Linked DNA regions of Homo sapiens: regions 1 and 3 are each linked to region 2. A link is a loop called in an ENCODE intact Hi-C map of the cell type or tissue named here. Cell type or tissue: GM12878. All regions are shown on one strand. Each heading gives the region's core, and the rest is flanking DNA. Links, peaks and the distances in the headings are about the cores only.

What was found. A loop is a pair of places that touch in the nucleus more often than their neighbours do. Peaks named below come from ENCODE experiments on the same cell type or tissue, not always from the same donor. Only the 100,000 strongest peaks of a DNase experiment are listed, where the experiment ranks them.
Region 1: it touches region 2 in a loop (3-fold over the local background); 1 of 110 quality-filtered maps calls a loop at or near these places.
Region 3: it touches region 2 in a loop (7-fold over the local background); 1 of 110 quality-filtered maps calls a loop at or near these places.

What each region holds. Positions count from the first base shown.
Region 1 is chr7:121,176,156-121,183,731 of GRCh38, forward strand. All of the region lies in intron 16 of CPED1 (cadherin like and PC-esterase domain containing 1), which reads left to right. LOC124901735 (a long non-coding RNA gene) reads right to left here. Exons shown (of 3, transcript XR_007060494.1): 3 at 1-4,509. Among named protein-coding and RNA genes, the nearest start is that of WNT16, 150 kb to the right of the region's middle. RefSeq lists enhancers at 2,836-2,995, 4,365-4,594. In GM12878, for the core only: no CTCF peak of the experiment used is centred there; a DNase peak (open chromatin) is centred at 4,496; H3K27ac peaks cover 1,019 bases.
Region 2 is chr7:121,527,291-121,534,866 of GRCh38, forward strand. No RefSeq gene overlaps it. Among named protein-coding and RNA genes, the nearest start is that of FAM3C, 130 kb to the left of the region's middle. In GM12878, for the core only: no CTCF peak of the experiment used is centred there; DNase peaks (open chromatin) are centred at 3,191 and 3,741; H3K27ac peaks cover 1,583 bases.
Region 3 is chr7:121,274,821-121,282,396 of GRCh38, forward strand. The region is part of intron 22 of CPED1 (cadherin like and PC-esterase domain containing 1); the gene reads left to right. Among named protein-coding and RNA genes, the nearest start is that of WNT16, 50 kb to the right of the region's middle. In GM12878, for the core only: no CTCF peak of the experiment used is centred there; a DNase peak (open chromatin) is centred at 4,101; H3K27ac peaks cover 1,593 bases.

The DNA of each region.
Region 1 (7,576 bases), core at 1,417-6,416, 350 kb before region 2:
ACAATAGACAAACAATATCCCTCCATCCTCCCCGCTGGAAAAAAAAAAAAAAAAAAAAAAACACCTCTGGAAATAACTTGAATTGCATAGTTAGTTAAATAACTAATAGTAATAAGCCTCCTATAATTGAAATCAGGGAATATCCATAAATAAATCACAAAGTTGCAACATTAATAGGATCCCTTACTATTTCTTTCTCACTATTTCCTTTCATTTTCTCTGATTTCTTTTTTTTTTAAACATGTTTTACAGGGAATCAATAGCTTTTAAAATATCACCTTTGTAATACTGAAAAAAAACACAGTTGGAATATTACATTTAGTTTTGGTTTGCACATTACTAAATACATATAAGCCAACTGGATGGAGTTCAGAGAATAACAAGAAAAATTAAGAGGATGAAAGGATTGATTTATTAGCCATGATTAAAGGAGTCAAATATGTCCACAGGGAAAGGTGAACGTCATGACAATAGCTCAAAAATATCTGAAAGGTGTAAACTCCCCTGAAGAGGACCATTTTTAAATTTTTATAACAGCAATTATATCTTGCCAAACAGATTTGGTTTAGAAAGAAAATTGCTACTTTATGCATTTATAGAGGCAGTGGAAAGAGCTGCGCTAATATAACTTGTTGTATGCCTTCTCCTATTTTGAAAAGGACCAAGGCAATCTGAAGTAAAATACAGGTTATTTATATTCTTTCTATCACAGAGATTTCTGCCATCCTTGGAAAGGAAGCATCTGTGATAATAGTGACTAGAAGTACTCCAAAGTATAGAATTGTTGATAGCTTTAAAGTAAATCTGTCATGTTCTGACTTGTAGCTACTTAATTTGACTGCCTAGGAAGTAAGAGAACTCTGGCAAAAAGAGACTTGCTTCAAAGCAGCAAAGAATGGCAGTAGCGTAGATTTTGGTATTTTGTTTGGTCTGTTGGTTTCTATGCATTCTCATTCCCAGAAGGTACCACTGAGATTTAGATGCATTGAGACTACATTCTTTTCTCGCCATTTCTTGTCTAGTAGTGTGCTTTCCTTGTGAGAGAGATGCAGGTTCCTTTCCTGTCTCTGTCACTTGCTAGCTTTTTGACATGAGAATAATAACATCTTACCTCCCTAACTTCAAGGATTCAATGATATGTGTGTGTGTTCGTGTGTGCAGTTGTCGAGCTCATAGAAAGTGCTTAGTTGATATTAGTTCTGTCTCCTTGCCTACTCACCATGTTTCTCTATCCGACTTTACAAGCTGTATTTAAGTCAATTTTGTACAAGTTCCTGATGTTGCCAATTTTTTATATTTTTCTAAAAAAGCAGAAAATGTGGATTTTATGTGAAAATTCTCAATTAAAAAACACTTTTTAAAAAGGTTTAAGCCAAGCCAAAGAAATGCATATATTGTGTACAAGCCAAACAAAATGCATATATTGCCCATATATTTACCTAAAATAATTCTTTCCATAAAGAGTTACACACATATAACAGTGCAACGGCTAGTTCCTTCCAAAGAGCAGTGAGGAGAAAGTGCTGTACTGCAGCTTGGCAATAATCCTTTCTGAAGTGGTCTTTAAGTTCTGCTACTATAATGTCATGACATGACATTTTGTAATAAGCTATGCTTCTTTCCCCCTTTTTCCTTCTGCCCCTACCTTCCTTCCATGCAGGAAGCATCTGCTGTGTTCTATTCTTATGACCAGGGGGTAAAGTTGTTATAGCATGAATGCAAGTAAGAAAATAAAGTCCATTAGATAATCTGGATTCTTCCCTACAGGAAAGGATTCTAGGATTTAATCCCTTATTGTCATCCCCAAGATATTACAGTTCTCTGAATTGGAGAACAGAAAGAAAAAGCAATGGGGAAGTAAAGGAGGTAGGTGCTAGGAAGTATTCACGAGGAGGGGCTCTTGAATCCAGATCTTTTTGTCAGAAGAACCACAAAGAGATTGAGGACCTAGTAGCAGAGAGGACCTCACCCTCACTTTTTGGCATGCAGCCTCTGAGGAGGGGGCAATGAACCACCAACTGGTGAAAAGAGGAGAAATGACAGTAAGGAATATTGGGAAAACAGCATCAGAGACAACACCACTGAATGAAAAAGCATCTAAAAGTTGCCCATCCTGACTTCCTTGAGGAATGGGTATTTAACTAGAAATTAAATTTCTTTTCAGAGAAAGAAAGTTACATTTTACACACCAAGTTTGTGGTCTTTGAAACTTGCACCTATTATACACATGCGTATTTTTGTTGTTGTTCTTGTTGTTGTTATGGTGAAGGGCATTAACTCTGTGCTGTAATGTAGAGGTAAACAGGGAATGGGGGACAGCTTGATGAGAAAGATCCACTTCAAGTACAATTGACGATGAATCATATGAATCTTAAACGTGGACAAAAAAGTTGTGCAGACAGGTGGTAAGGACTGTGCAAGATGTGACAGCCTACACTACAATGGCAAAGTACATGTGTCCCAAATTAAAATTGGAGGAATGGAATGCCAGGAGTGACAGAACCAAAGCAGTCAATCATGATGGAAGCATTTGAACTTAGATGACTGAGGGTGAATGGTGCCTCCAAAAATACACAGGGAAAGCAAGAAGAGCTGACCTTGTAGAGAATATGCTAATGTTCGCAGGACAAGTTGAATTTTTAAGGTACAGGTAGGTCATGTAGCAGGGTTGTCAGGCAACTAAATTGAAACCTGAAGGGGAATGTTGAGACCGGGATTGGAGATGCAGGTGTCAATGGTATAAATGTGATAACTTTGTGAAGCCAGGTGAGACTACCTAAAGAACAGGATGCAGCAAAGAGGTCCAAGGAGACAATCTATATTTAGAAGGTAGGAGAAAGTTTGGAGCCAGCACATACAGCAGAAAAACAAGGTCAGAGATATGGGAGGAGAACAAAGCTGTACCGTGTTTTGGAAACCAAAAGTGAAAGATGTTTCAAAATGGAGTGATCAGTGAAGTCAGGCCCTGAAGGAAAATGATGGGGTATGGGTGTTAGGACTATGAGCCAACCTGTTGGCCTAGTCATTTAGAAGGTTAGAGACCTTAAGATGAACTGTTCCCCTAGAATGGTGAGGGCAGACGCTAGGCTGCAAGCCTAAGAAATTAATAGCTGTGGAATTAGTAGCTGTGGATATAGATATACTCTGTAAGAAGTTTGGCACTGAATGAAATACAGAGTGATGGTTGGAGTAAGTCAAGCAAAGCATGTCAGGAAGTATCCAACTTAACATAGACCTTTATATCCTAGTGTATACATGTAATAAATTTAAAGGGTAGGGAGGATTATTCTGAAGATAAATTTATTCCCCAGACCTTGCTGAAGTACTATCACAATAGTGTGCAGAATGGAACGTTTCTGGCATATTCTTCTAAGCAGAAACAGAAGTTTTTTTCATGTGTCTATACCTTTAAGCCTTTAATTATGAAAATCACTTTATTTTGTTCATATTCTCATTTGATTTTCTATTGTTTACATGAATTGAAATGTGTTCAAATGTTTAAGATTTAGGATGAATAACAGCTCAATGGTAATGACTTATAAACCCAACATAACAGTTTATAGTTAGCTTCTTAGTCAACATGTATTAAAGGTCATTGTTCCTTAGCCTTGCCCCAAAGTAGTAAGGGAAGTAGTACATTTTAATTAGTATAAGACAAAGACAAATAAATTATATTGCTTTGATAGTCTGAAGTTTTGTTAGTAACCATTTAATGTTTTAAATTATTCACAATTTATAATACCTTGCAGTTTTTTAAGGGAAAAAAATGAAACTAACAATGATTGCACTGTGTTCTGTGATACACACTGGGATCTAAAATTTCACATTTAAAGTATAAAACTGATTTACTGTTATGTTTTTCTTTTTATTGTATGACTTTCACAAAGTACACATCATTTGACTATTCTCTCAGTGAATGAGATTGCTTGGATTTTCAGAATCTTGGAATAGTATCACATGGTGGTCCCAAAGACCAGATGATAGGTAGCTTTCTTCCTGACAAATTCCCAACACTTGGGCAAACTGCAAGAGATGTGTGTGATGATTCTTAAAGTGACTCATTATATTTTCATGTGAGTAGATTATCGCACTGCAGGAGAGACAAGTGTTTTCAGCTGATGGCCTATTTTACCTTTTTCCTATGTTTTAAAAGGTAACACACAAATGGATTCCGAAGATTTTAGAAATATATTTTTTCTTGGAAAATATCAACAATGAAATAAAAATAGACTTTTAATGTGGTAGCTAATTTGATTTTCTTTAAAAAAATTCTGAGGCTCTTAGTTTTTCTGCATTATCCTTTGAAGCCAATGGGACAATAATATCCTGAAATAATTATTTTAATACATCATGGAATTCATGACAAAATCTAGAATTACGTGATACATTATCTGTACACTCTTGTCTCCAGGGTTCTCTCAGTGGGTCACACCTTGGCACACACTTTCTGTTCTTCTTTCATATACTATTATTAGCCCGAGATTTTCATGCTCCATCAATTTTTCTTTGCTACACAATGGAGAAGAGAAGAGAGAACAGGAAGAGACTTAAATGCACCCTTTATGACAGGAACAGAACATGATTTTTAGATGATCTACCTATAGGCTTTAAAATTAATACCTCACCTCCAATACTTCCAGCGTAGCCTGAGACATGGAAGGTGGTTACTTTTAAAACTAAAAGTAATGTTCTTAGTTACTTTTAGGACTAATGTGATGATTAGCTGGGACATGTCTTAGCATTCTCTGACAGGATCGGATCAGGGTGGTCAGCCAGGGTTGAAACTGTGACTGTATGACATTTGATTTGGGCTTCATTTCATCTCTAAATGGACTTGAGGCTTTTTCACAAAATAATATTTTAAACTATAATTTTTCCATCATGTTCAAGAAATAGTCAACAGTAAGGGTTCTACTGTACTCAAGGAAACTGTATGAGATGAAGTGTGATGATTCTTAAATGGATTTATTGTGTTTTTGTGTGAGAGATGATCATACTGCAGGAGAAACAATGGTGTTCAGCTGAGCTTGTTTTATATATTTGTAAAAGGTGAATGGTTTCCCCAGTTTGCTTGACATGCAAGTATATTCTTCAGACAGTCTGTAAGGTTTACAAGCATTTCACTCACCATCTAAGAATAAAGAATATTCCACGCAGAGGGAACAATACAAAAAATACCCTGTAACTTGAAGTTTCCAGTAGCTAAAATTTTGAAATATTTACTTATCAGTTGGTAAAGAATGACTGTCCCCAGGAAAATTAAATCATATTAGAATCTCAATTGTTTTTTGGATGGAATTAAAGATATTTGTTTGAAATACATTTCTCAAAAAATATTGCTGTGATCTGTACATAAATACGTTATTGATTTTTAAAGATGTTTAAAAAATTTATATGTCAGCAAGATACCATAAAAATTCCTCTTTAATTTTCTAAGAGATGGTCATCATTTCTTAACCAAAATATCACCTTGACTAATATTAAAAGTTTGCAAATATTGTTGTTTGCATGAATAGATTTCTAACATTTTAGTCAACCTTTAGTAAAATTGTTAAAACCTATATCATCCATAAGTATGAGAAAGGTTCAATTATTAAGTTCCTTTTACAAATAAGAAAAATAAAACAACACAGAGTGGTTGAGTGACTTTCCACAGGTCACACACCTAGTTCCTGGCAAGGCTGGCATATTATTGTCAGATAACTCTAAATCAAGGAATATTAGATGCATATTAATTGGGCATATTGTAGTCTTACAACTTTTAATATGGTTCTGAGTTAGATATTCTTAGAGGAAACTAGTACCTGGAAATTTAAAAGTCACGTTTATTCCAAAATGAACCTGGGAAACTAGGGGGACATTTGTGTCTATATCAGCTGTCACACAAGCTTACTTCCCTCATAAAACTTTTTGTGCCCCAAACCCTTCTAACATGTTGCATATTTCTGTTATTTTAGACAATAAGAATCAATAAAAACCACTATAAAAGCTATGGTAACATTAGAATATGTCAGCCCGTGCTAAATACTTCAATTCGATGAGAGCTTTTTTTTTTTTTTTTAGTTTTAATGATGTTACATTTCCAGAAAAAAATACATATAAAATTCATAGAAATTGTGCCAGAAGAGTTAGTAGACCATGTTAAGGTATTTTTTACTGCATTAAAAACAGACTAGCTCTTAGCAAAATTAAAGAAGTTCACTTAATAGAGACAGTAACTGGTAATAGTAGGAGTGATGTGGCATTTCAGCAACCTGCCTGCCTGCCTTCCTTCCTTTCATTCCTTCCCTTCCTTCCTTCTTTTCTTCCCTTTCTTTCTTTATTTCTTCCTTTCTTTCCTCCTTCTTTGCCTCCCTCTCTTCCTCCCTCCCTTTTTCTCTCCCTCCTATCCCCTTTTCATTTCTCCTTGTTATTATTTGTTCTGTAGTTATTGAATGTCATTATGTTTCTAAGGCTGAGACTTCTATTTTAACTGATGTTCAGTGTAGCTTGAAATGACATGCCACAGAGGAATAATGCTGGTCAGATTGTAAGTTCTATAGTCAGCTACCCAGTCTGGGTTTAGATTCTAGTCCTCCGCTTGCTATTGGGATTACTTTGGGCAAGTTGCTTACCTTGTCTCTGTGATGGAGATCATACTGCCTACTTCACTGTGTCATTGCGAACATTAATTAGATAAGACAAGCTTCTATGTAGCTTGAGGACCACTGTGCCTGGTACATGGAAGGTGTCTGAAATATTAGTTTCCTCCTTTTTTTCCTCACTCCCCTTTATGCTAGCATTTTTTTCTTCAAAAACTTATTCCTATTTATTATCCTGAGTTCCTATCTTTGTCTTTTCAAAGAAAAAAAAAACTCAGTTTTGTTTACAAAGCCTTGCAAAAATGTATGAATCATCCAAGAAACTGCAGTTATTAATAGTTAGATAATTCATAGTAATTATGTGCTGTAGAACCTACAAGCTTTCCCCAAGTGCTGAGTGCTTATCTAAACTCTTTGAGCCTAGAAATCATTGGGCTTATGACAACCCAATGGGCTTTATCCCTGAAGATGTAAAGCTTCCACTCAGTTTAGAAATCCTTTTTCACAACTGTCACCAGGAAATAAAATGACATATGGCAATAAAAATTCAAATTTTAAGTAATATTTGCTTCAAAGTTTTCAAAACATTTGAAATCTAGAGTTGGTGACAGTTGTCAGCCAAGAGATATTTGTTTAATATTAACTTGAACATAGGTTTGAGAATATAAAGGACCCTTGACCTCAAGGGTATCCCAAAGAAAGAGAGGAGGACAGTATATGCTCTCAGAAATTCCAGATGTCCACAGAGTATTTTAGATGACTGACAGTCTTCTGTAAATTCCTTAAGGTACAGATTTTGTTTCCATGTTCTCTCACAGATCTAATAGACCAGGTAATAAGCAGTGGGTAAGTGGATGAATAGCTATAGCAAACTGTTCAAATAAATGTTTAGATTATGTGAAATACCTCAGATGTTAGTGGGGACTGGATATGAATAGAAGAACATAATGATATTAGTTTTCTATGTATTTTAATTTTCAGGATTTCAATTTTGC
Region 2 (7,576 bases), core at 1,017-6,016:
AGGGAAGGAAACTGAGGCTCAAACAACCTAAGCTCCTTCCTTAAAAAATTGAAAGTAATATATTTATTAATTTTTAGAGCAAAGATTTTCATTCAAGGATGTTGGTTATCATGTCTATGCACAATTCACTGGACTGTGTTGCCTTTAATTTAACAAAAGGGCAAATGAGCCATGAGACCCTGTGAGCTAAGAATGAGCACCACATTTTTCTTATCTTATTTTATATGATTATATCATTGAACTTGATGTTCTTATATATGTATTTAATATATATCACAATCAATCCAAATACATCCTGTAGGAATATATCATAAGCAAAATCACTGACAAACATTTGAGATGGAGAAATATAAATACCTCTCAAAATGTCACCAGTTAGACAAAGTATAAAATAATAAAACACATGTGTATTTATATTTTCATATAAAATATAGATGTTACTGATTAAAACATATTTATTGACCCTTTTCTCAGCTGCTGCTAAGGTTCTTGATCCTTACAGAGAACTTGGCATTGTGTAGAGGAGGGGATCTCACTTCATGCCTGATGGCCACAGGCTCCTCATTCACCTGCAATAAGACCAACTCCAATCTCACTCCTGGGCTCATTCTTTCTGATTATGAGGTGATCGTCACAGAAAATAAAATGGACACCCTCAATAAACAACTGGTATAGGCATTGGAACTTTCTGGCGAGACTTGTTTGCAAGCCTTCCCAATTCCTACTTTCTACCTCTGCATGGCTGAGGTAATAATTAGTTTTATTTAATTGTTTTTTGCACTTATTGTTCCCCTTTACTCCAACTTTCTCAGTTTTTGTTTTATCCTTTAGTGTTTGCATGTATGTCATATAAAGCATCTCAAATTATTTGAAGAATACAGCAGAAAGTGAAGGATGTAAGAAAGAGAGGAGGAGGATGGAGCAATTGAAAGAGGACAAAAGGAGGAATGTGTGGGGAGAAGAGAAGAAAGGAGGAAGAATAGCAATTGTCTGTACTAGAGATTTATTTTGTGCCATTTTTTGTTCTATGAACTTCCACTTACTTGTCACTAATTTTCCTCCTCTAGATGTGTAAATCTTATGTCAACCATTTAAACACACCCAGAAATATACTGATTTCCTTTCTTGAGAGATATTTCTTTCAGAGGCTTTTTAATAGCAGACGTCCTGGGAATTCTCTTTATCTCTTGGAAGGGATCAGCCATTTTCTGTGTCCTATGTCTTCCTCTTTCTTGGCGTACTCCCTCAATTTGGTAGAAAACATCCTCCAAAATATCTCTGAGAAAGGGCCAATGGGTAGAAAAAGTTTTGAAACTGCATATGTGGAAATGTCTTTATTCTATTCTCATGTGTAATTGGTAATTTGGCAGAGTACTAAATTGTAGGGTAGAAATACATTCCAGGTGAAAATGTGAAGATAATTCTCCACTCTTGTCACAGGACAGAAGCACTACTCCAGATATTGCTGTAGAGTGTGGTTTGTTTGATAGAAAAAGATGCAAAGATGGTAACCAGAATCTCATGTGTCTCAGGATCCCCATGAGAGTCTCCTTTCCAGCTGAAGCTTCCTTAAGCATTTTCCAAGAAAGGGAGTATTGCCAACATATCCCTAAAGAGACCCACCAAATTTATATCACCCAGCAGGTGCCAGTATAATAATACACATGAAGCCATATTTCCTAATTAGTCATATCAAAATGATTCAGTTCCAAGCAAGCATCGCAAACTTTTACTATTTGATGCTCTTTTTATTGCACAGTTGCACACCTGCACAGAAGCATCATTTTATTTTCTTAGATCCTAAAGGAAACCAGCCCTCTTTACTGCTAGTGAACTCACTGGGCCTTCTTACTCCCTCTACACTGCTGGCTAGTCACTAAAAATCCTGTCCCTCTTATTCCATGTTGCACAACAATGCTGCATTTTTTCAGCCTTGCTTATAGTTATGATTGCTCTGGTATTAATGCAGTTTTAGTAAAAGTGACGTGTTTTCTTCTTGATCAAAGGCTTTAAGAAAATAATACGTTTCCTACATACTTCCCCCCACCATTTTTCCAGCTGAATGTGGTGATAATGACATTCTAGAGAACAGAAACCCCCAATATAAGAAAGTTCCTTAGTCCCTGATGTACTAAATAAAAACTGCCCATTAACTAGAAACTTTGGATTTTTACCTGAACAAGAAATAAACTAATATGTTTGAGCTATTTTATAGTTTGATTCTATTTTACACAACACCTAATGCCATCCTAATACAGAATGCATTATGATTATTGATGCTTTGTCAGAAATCTTCCTTCCTTCCTTCCTTCCTTTCTTTTTTCCTTCCATCCTTCCTCCCTCCCTCTCTTCTTCTCCCTTTCTCTCTTCTCCTTCCTTCATTCCTTTCTTTCTTTTTCCTCTCTCTCAGTTTCTTTCTTCCTACCCCTGTTTCTCCTAGACTTTTTAGAATCCTCTCGTGGTCACCAGTATTCTGATATTTCAGCATGGTGTATCTTGTTAGGTTTCAATCTTTATGCAGAGAATTCAGTGGATTTTTTTCAATCTGAAATTTTAAAAACTTCATTTCTAGAAAACTATATTTAATTCCTAATTTATCTCCTTCATTTTTCTTTCTTGTAGAAATCCCAGTCAACTTCCTGAACTGGTTCTCTAATTTTCTTACGTGTTTTTCTTTTAATGTTTTTTTCCTCCACCTCCTAAGATTTTCTTCACTTATGAGATCCTAATGATCCCATAATCCTTTTTACTCAAATTCGTTCCAGTGGCTTCTATGTTTTGGCAATCACGAGAGCATAATTAAGAGAGTCATTCTTAAAGGACAGCTGTAGCATTGCAGATATATGCCTGGGAATACTTGTTTTTTGTTTTGTTGTTTGTTTGCTTTTTTGTCCTGTTTCACGTGGAAAAAGCAATGCTCTCTCTGGGAATAGACCTTCCTTTTCTCTGCCTTTCCATTGGCAAGTCATTGGCTGTTGCTTTATTGCCAGTGACTTCAGCATGATCTGTATCAGTCAGGGTAAGCTAGATTACACTACAGTAATAAACAAACTAAAAACTTTCAGGGCTTAAAACAATACAGCTTTATTTCTCACTCCTGATGCATGTCCACGACAGTTCGGTAATGAAACTTTGCTTCTTGTGGTCAGTCAAGGAACTCAGCTGCAAGAGTGGCCACTATCTTACTTGTTTCTGGTTAATGTGACAAAGGAACAAAAAATTTTTTGCGGTCTGGCATTGGTACTTAAGTGCACAGGCCCAGGGGAGCCACACCACACACTGTTCACAACTCTCTGGCTCAAATGAATCACACAGCCCCATTCAAACACAAGGGAGCAAAGACGTGTCAATCTACTCAGCACCCAGGAGGGCAAAACAGGAAACAGTAAACAGTCTAATGACTACAATGACTCATGCAAGAAAAAAGTTAAGTCAAAGTAAGAGTTCATATAATGTATATGTATGTCAATAACCCAAAGTACAGCTGTTTATTCAATAAAAAAACTAGACTAGTTATGAACATCTCCCAGTTGTCTTTGATTTTGTGTATTTATTTGCTTGTATCCAGAAGGCCATTGGTGGTTTTAGATTTTTTTTTATTTGTAGAAGAAGGAAACATTGACTATAATCATCAGCTGCCTTTCTAACACCTTCTAAGAAAAACCTTGGGGTATGTTTCAGCTAAGAGGTGGTAAGATTTCTTAATCATGATCCAAACTGTTTTTAACAAGTTTCAACAAAAACTATATATAGCCAAGAACCACCATCTGTTTCACATATTTTTGTGTCAGTGATAGATGAGGGAAAAAAGCTACTTGAAGTCACTGTCTTGAAGGTCTTTAGAATTGTCCCTTGAAGCCTGTGCTAACATTTTTTTTTTTTTTTTTGCTTTTCCACAATCTCCACAAACTGGCCAGCATTAACTATACGTAAATGGAATTCAATATAATATTTATTTTCAAGAAAAAGAAGGCCTCCTTGCTAAATGGGTCTAAGTATCAATCTTGAGGAGTTTTTTTTTTTTTTTTGCCGTTGTGACTCAGTCTTCATGCCTCCATGTGGAAGTATAAGCATAGAAGTTCCTCAATTTACAAACAGGTTACCTTTCAAAGTGTTTTATTGATGTTCTGGTTGTGTAGAAAACAAAAATGAATTTTCCCATATAAATTACGTTACAATTTGGTGGTTAGATTTCCAGATTTTTATCACAGGAAAGCTTTTCTTCCTTTCCCTTCTATTATCCATCTTCTTCTAAATCCTGCTTTATCTTCTTTGCTAGCTTTGACTGCGTGAAATGGGATTTTAAAGCATCAGATAAAATAAGGTCAAGTGGGGGACAAGTGAGAGGCAGCTGTTTTTACATGGCAGCAGGATTAAGCAGGAAGACAGGCATGTAGCGGCAAGGGAAGAAAGGTGGGGTTGTAGAACTGTCCCTACGACATGTCTTTTCAGCACAGCTTTGCACATAAGAGACTTCAAGTCTGACTCATATAAATTAAAGATTTTTTTTACTGTGTCGTGGAACTTGGCACATAACATTCATTGTCATCATCTGTGTCTGCACTATCCTATCCCCTTGTCTAGATTCTAATCCCATTATCACATTTCAACCTATCTTATGCATAACAGCAGGAGATATCCCATGTGCTAGGTATAGAACTACATGGACAGAACTAAATGTTACTGTGATTCACAGCAACGAGATTTTTTTAAATTTAAACTGGATTTCATTTTGGGTTAGTTAATACGTTAAGATGGTTCAACATTCGAAAGGAAGAAAAGGTATAACAAAAATCTCCCTTCCATATTGTTACTCTGGCAACAAATTCCCTGCTCTAGAATTAACTAATACTGAACTCCTTTTGTTTATCCTTACAGAGATATGTTATGCATATACAAATAAATACATATCTATCTGCCTATCTCTATCCCTTATTTTTCAATTATATAGTTTTCTTTGCATTGTTCTTTCACTTACGATTGTATCTTGGAGATCATTACATGTTACACAATGAATTTCTTGATTTTTTATGACTAACACTCTATTTGTTGGATATACCTACTTTATTTAACCAGCACTCTATTACTGAGCAGTTATTTATTTTTGATATTTTGTTATTACTAAAAATAATACATGTAATAAATTTTCATAAACATCATTTAGAATATGTTTGTTTAAAATATGTATGAATAAATTCCAGGATATATTCAGTATCCACGCAAACGTATCACAAACAAAATACAGATATAATATAGGTTTTATTGGGGATAACCTAAAAACAGAGAAGTAGTGCATTATATGGAGTCCCCTGAAGTCTCATTATTCCACATTAGGGGGTAGGTATAGATGTTCTGAATGCACATTGGCTAAAGTTTCAGCAGACAAAGGCCTACCTGGGTCAGCAGGCTAGATGCATTACAGAAGTACTCCAAGCAGAGAGAGAGCCCCGCGCTATACCATAGTGAGTCTCTAAAGTCTAACACTCAATATAAGTGGTTGGAGTGGCCATCCTTTCCTTGTATCCAATACTGAAAGGGAAGTATCCTTTCACAGTTAGGTATAAATGTTTTCTATGCTTTTAGGGGTTTTGTTTATTTGCAAATGCCTTTGAACAGATTGGAAACTCTCTCTATTTAGAGTTAGCTGGGAGTTTTAAAACAATTTTTAATTGATATTGAATTTTGTCAAACACATTTTTGGCATCTATCGAAATGCTCACATGATTTTTCTTTAACTTGTTAATGTGTTACATTTTTAAACTATCACATCAATCTTGTATTACTGAATTAAACCATAATTAGATACATTGTATTATTCTTTTTATAAATTAATGAATTTGGTTTGGAAATATATTTTTATGCTTATGTTTATGAGTGCTATTGGTTTCTAATTTCCTTTTTCGTAATGTCCATATATAGTTTTAGTATCAAGGTTACTCTTTCCCCATAATATGAATTGGAAAGTGACTTTTCCTCCTCTATTTGTCTACAAGTCTGTGTAAACTTGATATTTCTTCCTAAAGGTTTTATTTCTTTTAATTTTTTAATTGAGACAGAGTCTCGCTCTCTTGCCCAGTCTGGAGTGCAGTGGCACGATCTTGGTTCACCACAATCTCCGCCTCCTAGGTTCAAGTGATCCTCTTGCCTCAGCCTCCTGAGTAAGAGGGACTACAGGCACTCACTACCACGCCTGGCTATTTTTTGTATTTTTAGTGGAGATGGGGTTTCACCATGTTGGCCAGGCTGGTCTCAAACGCCTGACCTCAAGAGATCCACCCACCTTGGCCTCCCAAAGTGCTGGGATTACAGGTGTGAGCCACTGTGCCAGGCCTCCTCCTTTCTTTCCTGAAAATGTGAATTTGTGTGCTGACTTTCTTTCTTTCTTCCTCCCTGTCTCTCTTTGTTCAGTTTGATTAGAGGTTTATCAATGATACTGGTATTTTCAAAGAACCAGCTTTCAGCTTCATTGGCTTTCTTTATTGTTCTTCTGTTTCCTACTTCACTGATTCCTACCCCTATCTTTATTATTCATTACTTCTGCTTACTTTGGGTTTAATTTGTTCTTCTTTTTTAAATTTTCTTTAGGTAGAAGTTTACATAACTGATTGTGACCTTTCTTCTTTACTAATACAAGAATTTAATGTATACTTTTACCTGTGAGAACTTGAAAAATATATATATTCTTCTAATTTTGGGGATAGCATTCAATAAATATCAACTAGGATAAGGTGATTGATAGTGCTGTTCAAATTGTCTATATATAAATTGATTTGGTTGTCCCTAACTATATTGATTACTGAGAGAGGTATGTTAAAGTATCCAACTGTAATAATACATTTTTATATTTTTTCATATCTAAAGTTTATCTTCCACAAACAGTACATCATTTGGCCTTGCTTTTTCATTCAATCTGACAATCTTGACAATAAAATCTTTATTTATATTTAATACAATTATTAATATATTTGGCCACAAGTCCACCATTTGGTGTTTGTTCTCTATTTGTCTCATTTCTTATTCATTCCTTTTTCTCCCTTCCTTTTCTTGACTTGAATTACTGAGTATATTTAGTAGTATCTTCTCTATTGGCATTTTAGCTAAAACTATTTTTTAAAAAACTTTGTTTTACTGAGGATTAAAATAAACACTTTTAACTTATTACAATCCACATTGAATTAACATTGCACACTTCATATGTAAGATATTTCAACAGTACACTTTCATATACTCCCTCCTTCTTATTTTTTTCATGTACTTTATTTCTAAATATGCTATGGCCACCAAAATACAATCATTATTTTTTTGCTTTGAACAATCAATTGTGTTTTAAAAATTAAGAAGCAAGGAAAAGGTCTGTTACAGTTGCCTGTATTCGAACCATTTGGTGTGTTCTTCATTCCTTCCTTTAGACACGTTTCCTTAGATACATGTTTCTTTAGCTACATGTTTTAGATACATATGTTTTTTCAGCCTAAAGGATTTCATTCAACTTATCTTGTAATGTTGGTCTGTTAGTGGTGAATTCTCTCAGCTTTTATCTGCACATATTTTCATTTTGTCTTCATTTTTGAATTAT
Region 3 (7,576 bases), core at 1,417-6,416, 250 kb before region 2:
ACTCTTTATAGAGGACATTTGATAATGAATGCAGCAAGCTAGAAAAAAAGTTGGTGACTGCTCTCATGTCTAAAAAGTTAAAGGGCAAAAATTCTGCTGATAACCTTTTTTTCACCTCTGTGCTCATCTTATGAGCCTGGCAAATAAAGCTTACCATAAAATACTAGCAAGAGTTGAAAAAATTGTGTTAGAACCATAAAAATTCTGGCTTGGGGGACTTTTATCTTCTGATGTTCAACTAAACTATTCCCACAATAGATTCAAGGATACCTGAGAAGGGTTGGTATAATCATTACAGTAAGATATTGATGTTTTTTCTTTGGTTTGTGGTTAGAATTCTATCATAGACATAACAAACTTGCTTCAGTGAGCTCTCACTGCCATAGGTGAGATGAAAGATCTTGAGGTGTTTCTTTCATCCGTCAAGGCACCAAAAGAGAATATGTTGCCACCAAGAATCTGTAAACAATTTCCCAACTGGTGTGCATCAATTTTGACTAACATGTTCCTGCTGATTAGAAAAGCAGGTGTTTCTTTTTATGAGTGGAAATGGATTACGTTTTCCTAGTGTTTACATAGGACAACAAACAGGATCCAGGTAGCTCTTGCCCAAGAGAGGTTTTGGATGGTGCCTTCGGTTATGTGGCAAACACCTACTGTGAACAAGCTAAAACCTGGAAAGAATACAATAATGTTATCAACACAAACCTGGCTGCAGAAGGGACAAATCCACAACCAACTGATATGTTATTATTCATTAGTCTAATCAATTATGCAGACCTTATATAATATCTTCCTTTTTTGGCAAATGTAGCTACAGCTTTTGACTCAGTCAACAAAAACCATCTGGCATCAAACTACCACTAATACCAGCAGGTTTCCTTTGATTCTGGTACTATAGAAAGAAGAAAAGAAGGGAGTTTTGGTTCTTTGTCAGAGATGGTTTTCCACTATTAATTAATTTTAACCCTATAATCTTTATTATATAATCTTAATTAAATAAAAGATTATTTGGCCTAGAAATAAAGTGTTTTACTTTCTCCTTTAAACTTTACAAGTTTACTATCTAACCACAATTTAAAAATTAAAAAGAAAGAAACTTTAAATTCATCCGGTAAAAAAAAAAAAACTGAAATAATGACTTTTAGGGAAAAAAAAGATACAAATATGGTTAACATAGTTAGCTGATATAGAAGAACCCAGAATTTAACTTTCAGCATGGCTATTTTTAATGAATTAGTATGGAAATTTAATTCAATAGATATTTTTGAGTATCTACTCTATGCAAGCATTGTACTACTGCTGTAAAGTGAGTTAGAAGAGCATTTTATAGGACTCCCGTAAGTATCTCAAAATCAGCATATCCTTAGAGGGAGAATTAATATTTCCTTTAAACTTTCCTCCCCTCTGGTATTCCCTAATTTACTCTATCACACTACCATTTATAAACTAGAGCTATCTTCGACTTTTGCTTATCTTTCTCCAGCCCTTTCACGACCCTTAACCAGCCAGTTACCAAATCCTGTTTACAAGCTATATATTTTCCACGTCTTTCTCCTACACTACATTCCAACTGCCTTGACCTTGTTTATTCTTTTACTAAATCATTCAACATTTATTTTGTGGTCCAGTTCTTGAACTAAACAGTAGTAATATAAAAATAAATATGACGTACTCTATGCCCTCAGGACATTGCAATCAGGGTCAGTCCTAAAAACCCATATTATGAAACAATACCTTTGATAGCACATCAGATATATGAATAAGATATTGTGAAACACCAAGAAGAGGCACTCAATCTAAGGATTAAGTGTTTCTTCTTGAATTACCATCCAAGTTAATTGTTGAAGGATGAACAGGACTTAATCAAGGTAATAAGATAATGGTAGAAGGAAGGCCATTGCAATCCCATAGAATAATGTGAACCAAAGTAGCTCTGAAATACCTGATGTTCTCATAATCACAGGCAATCCTGTATATAGTAGAACATAAATCACAAAAGAATATTTGAAAAAAGTAGGTGAGGGCAAGATCATGGTAAGAACTGGATGATCCTGTAGGTGATGGAGACCCACTGAAAGGTTTTCAGGAGAGGAGTGAGATGGTCATGGTTTTGTTTCAAACAGTTAAGACTAATAACAGTGAGCAAGGAAGATTTGAAGAAGAACAAGTTAGAGAAGTTAGGAGATTTTTTTTTTCTAGAAGTCAGGTGAGAGATTGTAAAGTTCCACCCAAACCAGGACAGAGAGTATAAAAGAGAAGTGTAAGTATAAGAGAGAAGTGGACAAAAGCAAGCCTGGTTTTAAAAAATGATATCTATAGATCTTATTTGTGGCATGCAGGAGTGGGAAGAATCAAAGATGACTCCTAACTTGAGTGATGGATTAGGGAGAGAAACTGGCAATTGAGACAAAGAATGACTGAAAAGTCACCTTATTAGGAAAAGATGATGAGTTCAATTTTGAACATGTTGTATTTGAGTTGCCTGTAGGACATCCAGGTGGAGATCTCCAATGGGCAGTTGGATATACAAATATGACACTGGAGGGACTGGTAGGGATGAGAGATGGCACAGGGAGTCATCAGAAAATAGGTTGTAGTTGAAACCATGAAAATAGATCATCCACAGAGCCCAGACTCATTGACATCCTGCGTGAACTGCAGAGTTTTGGTAGAGGTGCAAGTGTATTCTGTGTGGCAGAGAAGATGGCAGGTGGTGACGGCTGCATTGCCTACACGTCATCGACAACCCACCTCTTCTTTCCCATCTTAATCCACTGTGCGATCTCTCAAGGGCTGTAGGCACTTAGCCCTGAATCCTCCTCTGAGACGGCTTTGCCTCCTGCTGTTCCCCCTGAGCGAATTAAATAAGTCTTTGCCCTGTGCCCACTGTATGTGTGAGGTCATGCAGGTTACGTTTTTAACTTCCAAAAAGAAAAGAAAATACGTCATCCAGAGAAAGTGAGTAGAGTGGCTGAGAAAGAAACTCCTGGAAACACCAATATTTAAGCAAAGTCTGGAGAAATAGGAGCATTTGAACTTAGAGCATAAACTAATAGCGGGAAAACTCAAGTAGAAGGTGAAGCCATGGAAAGCCACAGAGTAACCATTTGTGAAAAGGAGAGATGGAGACAGGGTCAGTGTTGTCAAATGTAATAGATAGATCTATTAAGGTGAGGATTCCAAAATAATGTTTTTGGCATGAAGCAGGGGAGTCCTTTCTGATCATCTTAAGAGTGGTTTTGGTAAAATGTCGGGGCAAGAATTAGACTAGAATAGTTGAAGAGGTATAGGAAGTGAGAAAGGGGGCTCATAATAGCTTTCAACAAATAAAAATAAGAAAAGGGTAAAAATATTGGATTTAAAGGAGGAAAGACTTTGGCATGTTTTTAAACAGAGAGGAAATAATCAATACCAAGAGACAGAATAAAAATACAGGACAAAGAAGGACAGTTGGAGAAAGGCCCCTGAGGAGCAGGTTGAGGATTCAGGTAAATAGTGTGTGGGGTGGCAAATGAACAAGGTGGGGAGGAGGGTCTCTCCTTCTCTATCATTTCTTTGCCCTCAGCTATTGCAATATTTTTATCTCAGAGCCTCCAGTGTCAACTACTTGAATCCGTACTTCTTACCCCCCACCAGGAGAATGTTCCTATACTTCACATTCGGTGTTGTCATTTAAAAATCTTTCAATGACCCTGTGCTGAAGATGAGTCACAGATTCCTACACTCCTTTTTTAGAAATGTAGTTTCAAACAGTTCTTTCTGTGTAAAATGATTAGTGCTCATTCAATCATCTGTAAGTGAATTCTATCCTCTGCTACTAGCTGATTAGATTAGAGATCAGTGCCCAGTGAGAATAAATTCACTGGTCATGAGGGAGCCCAGCCTTTTCTGAGATGACTTGATACAAAATCCTGTTTCAAAGGGAGTACCCTATATTGAATGGTTGTAACACCAATTAAATCAAGGTCTCTCTCTTAAGAAGGATAATTAAATGGAGGGTCAACAAACAGTGAAAGTAACTTATGTTGAACTACTATTATGACTCCATAAGGCAGCTATACTACCCAGCCTTTTCAATACTGAAACCTAGAATGTCAGTGTGACTAAAAAAGAGATGCTGACTCATAAACTCCTTCATGTTCTTTGCAATAAACCCCCATGTCAGGGAGTTTATTACTAGCCTTTAAGAACCAAGCTAAGCCAGAGTTTGAACTATTTTGATTACCATTTCCTACATTAAGGTTTAATGTTCTAATTTGGTGAAAACAGGTTTTGTTTTTTGAGAAATACTGAATACACCTCCACCTTATGGGTTCTCAGATAATAATATTAGTATATTAAATAATCCCAAAAGTTCTTACACTAAAGAAGCTGGTTAGCTTAGTGTGACCCAGTTTTTCCCCAGCATTTTTGACCACAGAATGACTTTTCCTTATTTTTTTTATCACAACTATTAACACCCCACTAAACACACTTTGAGAAAATTGGCATAAGGATAAGGTCTAAAAAATCATGCATGAAGTACAGACTAAATGAGGCAGATTGACCACAAGCATTTATCTTCCCTTCCACTTGAAACCCCAAGAAAAATACTTTAAAGACATAAAGCTACTCACTCACTCCCCACCCCCCGCCACAAAGAAAAAACAGAATAACTCATAACAGACAAGAAATCTGAATTCATTTGAATTCATTCTATGAAGTTTGACTTAGCAGGCAAAATAAGGTACAACTGAAAGTGCCGAGAGAAGAGAAATACTAGCTGTGAGTGAGGCATACTTGCTGTTCAGATCCTATGCTGAAAAAGATAAGGCTGAGACACAGGTCAGAAAACAATTGGCTAGAAGTCTATGTGCAAAATTGGTAGACCCCTGAGTTCCTTACCCCAGCCCATACAGTTGGGAATCTATATCATCACATACAATATCTTTTAAAATGGAACTGCAGAAAGTCTGGACTCAGAAACACAAGTATAGTAAAGAATAAATTAATCTAGAGGCTGAAAACAGAAAGATGAAGGTAAAGTTGGCGTGTGAAGGGAGGAGCCCTGAACTTTTCCCTAGACCTCCTAGCATTCCACAGTCAGGCAGAGGGTCCCTCAGACAGGAGGCTGGAGAGCTCTTCTGACATGAAACTGAATGACCCACCGGAAGATCTTCTTTGAAAAGGCCAGAGTGGTGCTGAGCAAATTAATACAGTGAAGTCATCAGTTGGAAATGTTAGTCCCCACACAAATTGTGTAACATTTAGTGCCTTAATCTTAAATAAAATATTTAAGTTCAAGAGCGTTAGATAGAAACAAATACCTGTGTGTTAACGTCCAATAGATTCCAAGACCCAAGATGCACATCTAAATAGAGCAAAAGAGGAATTAGCTTATGCTAAGACTAGTACAGGTCATTCCAATAGTGTAAAAACTCAGCAACATAGATATTCAGCCACTTGGGAAATTGAGTTTAAGACAGGGGAATTTAGTGTCTGGGGAACTGCATGAGACTGTAAGATAGAACCAACAGTTTAATATTAAACTGGTAAACTTCTGGTCTGGAGCTCCTTACAATCAGTCTCCGCACCTCAGAGCAGAATTTGTTCCCAGAGCCAACGCTCAGCGTTGTCCAAGGGCAGGAGTTACAAAGCCTCAGCTGTCAGAGTAAGAAGGGCTGGGGATTAGAGGAAGGGTGGGGGACAGACAATATGCTGACTGCAAATCTGGAAACACCAAAACAAAACAAAACTCATTCCTAAAGAAAGTTTTAGTCTTGCCCCCTAATCCCCAGCATCTTTGACAGATTCAGAAGTTGGATTCCCTTCAATCAAAACACAGTTTATTTCATGTGGCCATAATTAAATATTTGGGGGCAAAGGGATGAAATGAAAGAATTCCCTATTATCTGTCAAAATTGCATGATGTCCTGAAGTGAAATTATGAGTTATAAGGACTAACTTCTAGCTATTGTTTGTCACGTTATTTTTATTCCACTTTTGTGAATTCTTAGGCTACTTTTTCAGCTGGTCATAATTTGGTGACTGGATCTTGGATTGAATGCCATCTGCAGAATGACTACATCCAACAAAAAGTACTTCAACAGTATACATTTGTCTTAAGACTAACACATTTGCCTGGCCAATCTCATGTTTTCCAGCCTCAGAAAGCCATTACCCTGTCTCCTCTTCAGACCCCATCCATGATGAAACATATTTGTAATCAGAGCATCCTCTAATCCAGTATAGGACAATTTTGGAACACTTGCACCATAAAAATTGTTTTCTATTTTATTCTGTGGATCTGGAACCACATCAGAAGTTCTTTGTGGGTTATTCAGGTCAAGATCAATCTTAAGAAAGGTATTTGTTTGTAATCTGCCTGACACCTTTCCAGTTCACCAAGACTTCCCTTTTGTACTGGCTTTTTGGAAATTCAAAGTTATTTTTAGAATCAGCAGTTAATTGATATGGCAATACACACGTTCTGATGATGGTTTATGTGAAATCAATTTTGAGTGTTGAAATTACCTACATTTAATAGTGAAAGTTGCAATGTTAAGTTTGGTTTCATAATTCAAACAATTTTTTGTTCGTTTGGGAAGTCTTATAATTCCCATAGGCCAAATCCAGTCAAGTTGAATTGTGACCATTTGTATGCCTTCTAAAATGTCTCTGTACCCACGTTTTTAATGGTGTAGAGATGTGGAAAGATCTATAATTATAAACTGGCAGATCCCTTACCATATAAGGAAACTATAAAAAAGTAAATGTTATGTCTACAACCCAAAGCACAGAATTTCAATTCTTGCTACACTGAGTCACAGAAAAGTGTGATCATTTAATAGCCTATAAGATCTTATACTTATAAAACTCCATTTAGCTCCAAAATTGTTTTCCTAAATTTCTATAGTCAGTATATTTAAAATATTTGTCTTTGAAACACTGTAATTTTTACTTGAAAGTCTTGAAAGTCTTACATGTAACTTAATCAAATGTGAACATTGCTGTGAGAAAAACCATTTTTCTTATAAGACTTATGGAACAATGCTGATCAAACAGATTGTCATGCAGCATGGAGATAAATTGTCCTTCACTATCTCTTCCTACTTTAAAACGTACTTCAATGTAGCAAATTCACAAAAAGAAAATAAACACAAAAGTAAAGAGGAGTTACTTCAAAGTGGCAAAATAAAAATTGTCCTTTAACACTCATATTTAACATATTACAAACATTTGCCAAATCACACATGTATGTATTATTAACCACATGTAGTAGCTCCTTTCCTCTTAGATATACCTGTCTCTTTTTCAGTGGTCAAGTCATCTGCACCCAAATTTAGAGAAGCATTTGATGTATCAAGCCATTAGAATTTGTTTCTGATTAAGGTAACCATGGTATACAAACATCTGAGGCCTTTTGTCTCTGTGTCAAGGCCTAAATCTTTCACTGATGTTTTCTAATGGCTCATTTTGTTGTTTACTATTATTATTATGCTTCAAAGGTAACCTAACGTGTATTGCAAGCAGCTTTCTTTCAAAGTCACATTCCAGTCGACCCTTTAGTTGGATTTTAATAACCCCAAATGGC